Regions from separate parts of the Homo sapiens genome. Here region 1 is linked to region 2. A link is a loop called in an ENCODE intact Hi-C map of the cell type or tissue named here. Cell type or tissue: gastrocnemius medialis. All regions are shown on one strand. Region 1 overlaps TRAK1 (trafficking kinesin protein 1). Region 2 has its middle 64 kb from the start of ULK4.

The links. Hi-C counts contacts between places; a loop is a spot of excess contacts. Peaks named below come from ENCODE experiments on the same cell type or tissue, not always from the same donor. Only the 100,000 strongest peaks of a DNase experiment are listed, where the experiment ranks them.
Region 1: a loop joins it to region 2, with 2.7 times the contacts of the local background. A loop is called at or near these places in 11 of 110 quality-filtered maps.

The regions. Positions count from the first base shown.
Region 1 is chr3:42,178,029-42,180,528 of GRCh38, forward strand. All of the region lies in intron 3 of TRAK1 (trafficking kinesin protein 1), which reads left to right. Among named protein-coding and RNA genes, the nearest start is that of CCK, 87 kb to the right of the region's middle. In gastrocnemius medialis, no CTCF peak of the experiment used is centred here; a DNase peak (open chromatin) is centred at 1,533; H3K27ac peaks cover 2,500 bases.
Region 2 is chr3:42,024,469-42,026,968 of GRCh38, forward strand. It overlaps a transcript of TRAK1 not described here. Among named protein-coding and RNA genes, the nearest start is that of ULK4, 64 kb to the left of the region's middle. RefSeq lists an enhancer at 1-788. In gastrocnemius medialis, no CTCF peak of the experiment used is centred here; a DNase peak (open chromatin) is centred at 1,323; H3K27ac peaks cover 2,500 bases.

The DNA of each region.
Region 1 (2,500 bases), 150 kb after region 2:
GACTTTTGAAAATGGTTAATCACTGACCCCTTTCTGCTGCATCTGTTTCCCCCAACAGTGCTCTCCAGATCTTACAAAGTGCTTCCGGCACCCGCTCATCACCCCGTTCGGGTCATTGAGTCTTCTGAGAGGGGTCCTAATCTGTACCTTTATTTTTATTCCAAGGCGGCCACCACTCAAGCTCTTGGGGCCTCAGCAGTGAGATTGTAGCTTCTCTCTGCTTTACTCTTCCTTGCAGCTGCCACCGTCCATGCCCTCTGTGACCCGCTCACCCTTTCTGTAAAGCTCCTCGCTGTGTAGTCAAGGCCACCCATTGCTCAAGGTCCTGAACCCTCCTCTTCACTGTCCTGAACCTTCACTGTCACTGGGGACATGGCTCCTGCTCTCCCGCCCTTGGCCTTCTATGGCATTTAACTGCGTTGGTTCTTTCCTGCTTCTCAGTCTTGTGCTGCAGGGCCTGCCGGGGACCTTTGAAGATGGCCCCAACTCCATCCCCAGGTAGTCTGTGCCCTTGCTGAGCCCCAGGCATAGGAGTCACCCCATAGTCCTGTTTGTTTTGTTCATCCAGCTGGATGAACAATTTATTTTTTATTTTTTGTGGAGGCGGGATCTCCTTATATTGCCCAGGCTGATATTAAACTCTGAGGCTCAAACAGTCCTCCTGGCCTGGTGCAGTGTCTTATGCCTATAAATCCCAGCACTTTGGGAGGCCAAGACAGGTAGATCACTTGAGCACAGGAGTTTGAGACCAGCCTTGCCAACATGGCCAAACCATGTGTCTACAAAAAATACAAAAATTAGCCAGGTATGGTGGCCTGTGCCTGTAATCCCAGCTACTCGGGAGGCTGAGGTAGGAGGATCGCTTGAGCTCTGGAGGTGGAGATTGCCGTGCACCGAGATCATGTCACTGCACTCCACCTGGGCACCAGAGCGAGACTCTGTCTCAAAAAATAAAACAAAACAAAACAAAATTAGAAGCAAACTACAGCCACTGTTTATTTGAATCTCTCACATTTTTAAATTAAAAAATTCTCTCACCTTGACCTCCCAAAGTGCTGGGATTATAGGCATGAACCACCGTACCCAGCCTGTTTTATTTTTAAAGGGTCTTCATGGCAACAGCGTCTGTTTATGTCTTTGTGTTCCATGTCTAATGCCATTCTGTTCCTGTCCTGATAAGATTCATGCCTGAGTTACTGCCTTTCCTTGGAACTAGGAGGGTGTCCTGGTTAAAGTCTAACTGTCCCAGTCATGTGGCTGTTGCACTGTGCGGTGGTTTTCCTGGGCTTTGGCTCTGTTTCTTCTGTTCTCTTGCTATGATTTCCATGCCTGCCACAGGCAGGCAAATGGGGGATTCGCACAGGATCCCAAAGCACAGCCTTCCACCAGCGTGGAGAGTTCGCTTCTGGTTTTAAGGGGAAGAGGATGCTGTGGCTCACCTGGGCTTGCTGCTGTCTGGAATGCACCTTTGGGCAGAGCTTGCCTCCTCCTCGGTTACAGAGAGGGTGATTCCACTGGCCCCTTAGTCATGCTTTTTATCCTGAAATTGGTGAATGAGATGAGTCAGTTGCTAAGTGTAGGCGGCAGGCTGTTTGGAATCTCTAGTGGGTGTGTCAGTCAGTGCAAGAGTTCATTGGTAAAAAGGGGCTGAGACTCAAGTTACAGTCTTTTTTAAGTCTATGCTTTTAAAGCATAGTGAGGAGAGGGAGCAGGCAGTTAGAATGAGCTCTACCTTGCCTCATTTCTTGGGGGAATAAAGGAACTAGTTCTTTTAATACCTTATTTCCAAGGGCCTAAATTACTTGTTTGTGGTCTCTTTTTCTCATTGTAGTTTAATCCAGTGGCCATCTTCTAGCTGTTTTCTTGTTTTTATCCTTTTTTTTTGGTAGGGATGGTGTCTCACTATGTTGCCCAGGCTGGTCTTAAACTCCTGGCCTTCTCAAACTCCTGATTCTCCCACCTTGGGCTCCCAAAGTGTTGGGATTACAGACATAAGCTGCCACGCCCAACCTGTTTTCTTGTTTTTAGAAGTAAACATTAATCATATTTTGGCTAGAGAAATGGGAGGTTTTTTTCATTCTTATAATTCTCAAAGAAAAACCCAACCAGCTTGTTGCCTCAGTAAAATTAAAGAGAAAAAACTAGAGACACTACAATAACGTTTCTGTTTAAATTTTCATTTTATCTATAAATATTTTTAATGTAACTTTTTATTTTCAATTTTTTAAGTACATAGTAGGTATATATATTTATGGGGTACATGAGATACTTTGATAAAGGCATATGCTGCATAATAATCACATCAGGGTAAATAGGGTATCAGGCTGAGCAACGTGGCTCACACCTGTAATCCAGACACTTTGGGAGGCTGAGGTGGGAGGATTGCTTGAGGCCAGAAGTTTGAGACCAGCCTGGGTAGCATAGTGAGACCCTGTCTCTACAAAAAGTTAGACGCTGTAACTGAAGAAGAGGAAAACTTTGCCCAAACCTGCATTCCAAA
Region 2 (2,500 bases):
CTTTGAAGTTTTATAATTTTGCAGTGTTTAACTTATGGCAGCAATAGCATTGGTATTTTAAATCAAAACAGAACACTGTCAAGGGTTACATAACTTATTCATGATATTAACAAGATATAAAGCACCATGTTTTTGTGTGTAACTGTTTAACAGTAGATGAAGTTAATGATTGCCCACTTTCAGCTAATCATATGATTGCTATTGAAATAAGTACTTGCTAGACAGGGATAGAATCTAGTAATTTGTTAGCTTCAGTACTTCATGCTTGCATACACACCCATGCTATTGTGTTACCAAGCCTGAGTTTTGAAATGTGGCGTTCTTTGTCTTTTTCTGGTGAATAAACCCCATACGTCTTACCATAGCCATTTGACTCTTCCTGGCTGTCAGGATGTGTTGCCCTGGACTGAGAGTGAGAGATCCCAGATTTTTCAGCTTCTCTTCCAATTGCTAGGGATACCACATCAGTGCCAACGTGAGTCTCCTCTTGTCACTTTCTGCTAGGCTTCCCCTTAGAAGCTGAAATTCTTTCCCTTCCTGATGCTAAGTTGCAGTTTCTTAAAATGCTAGAGAGCTTTTAAAAGCATACCGTGATGGGAATTAGTTTCAAAAGATTATACCAGAGGGGGTTAAAACTTGCCAACCTTGTAAAAACCTAACTTCTTTGTTTACGTCCTCCCTGCCCCGCTTTCTGCTGTGCTTGGTTTCCTCCTAGCAATATGCCTTGGTCAGGGGGAGAGTCTTCCTGTCAGACATAACTTCCCAGACCAGCACTCCTGGAGGGGCCTGTACCTCAGACCCTGGCAACGAGGCACGCTGGGGCACGCTGGCCTTTCGTTGTGGTGTAGAAAATTTTTCATTTGGAATTCCATTTTAAAAATAAGTATAGGGTTATTTATATCTTCTTACATTAATTTTGATAAGTTGTGTATTTTAAGGGCTTTATCCACTTTATCTAAGCTACTGAATTAATTGGCACAATTATTACTCTTTCAATGTCCATAAGACCTGTAGTGATGTCCCCATATTTTATTTCTGGTATTTGCCTTTCATGTTAAGAATGTGTCTGTTCAAAGGGAGAGGGGAAGGAGAAAAGAAGAATGTGTCTGTTCAAAGGACTGCTGGATCAGGGTAACTTAGCTCAAGAAAATGAGAAGGGGTGGTTTCTGGAAGGGGAGAATGAAAGCCGTGGAGGAAATAAAGCATGAATGTGGGGGAGGGCGGGGGCGGGGACTGCTTCTCTTGCTGGCTGCCTTCTCTCTCTGGAGAATCTGCTGGAGAAGGAGCAGTCACGTGGGTGGTGAGCTCATTAGGCTGGGGACACCAGCTGTGCTATTATTAGGGCTTTTAAAGTCCGTGGCAGATGTTCTTAGGCGGTGTTCCAGCCTTGTTCACTTCCCACATATGGCATGATACTGTACACAGAAAAAAGAGGGACTCTTTAACAAATAGCTTTTCCATGAAATGCATCACTATTTTTTTCCCATGAACTTTTTTCTTTTCTTTCTTCCTCTGTCTCTGTTTCTTTGTTTCTCTCTCTGCTGTTTGTTCTTTCTTCTTTCTCCGTTTATCTTTCTCCCTCTGTCTCTTTCTTGCTTTCCTCTATTTTTCTGTATTCTCATTCTCCCTGTCTCTCCCTCCATCCCTCCTTTCTATACTTCCTTCTTTTGTCCTTTGAGGCCCTTTTTATTTAATCCTTTGTGAAACTAGAAGAGGACTCAGAGGCACATGAAGAAAGTTTGTCTATTTTAGATTAAAAGTGAGCCTTAGCATTTCATAGAAAGTATAAGAAATGTGGGTAAGTCTCAGGGTGATCATATACTAGAGAATTTTTTTGACAAGAGCCTGTTTTGAATTGCGTGGTTAGCTTGCTGCCTCTTCACTCCTCTGGCACAGTGGTAGTTTTTGTACAGGATCGCTTTTACCTCAATGGACTGATAAGCTAGCCAGGGCACCGATTATTTTTACATACCAATTTGTGTGTTGTTTGTTTGGCTAATCACCTCTTCTGCAGCTGTTATCCTGGATCTCAGTGATCAAAGAGATCAGTGATCTCTTTTTTTTTTTTTTTTTTGAGACAGAGTCTCACTCTGTTGCCCAGGCTAGAGTGCAGTGGCATGATCTCAGCTCACTGCAACCTCTGCCTCCCAGGTTCAAGTGATTCTCCTGCCTCAGCCTCCCGAGTAGCTGAGACTACAGGCACGTGCCACCACGCCTGGCTAATTTTTGTATTTTTAGTAGAGATGGAATTTCACCATGTTGGCCAGGCTGGTCTTGAACTCCCGACCTCAGGTGATCTGCCTGCCTCGGCCTCCCAAAGTGCTGGGATTACAGGCGTGAGCCACTGCGCCTGGCCAGTGATCAACTTTTGTCAGTAAGCTTCCATGTGTAGACCCTCCTTCTCCCCTCATATTTATAGTAACCCATGTCTTAGCTTGGAGTTATAGGGTATAATCAATATCAAATTTACTTAAATAACTGCTCTGGTAGACTGACTTTC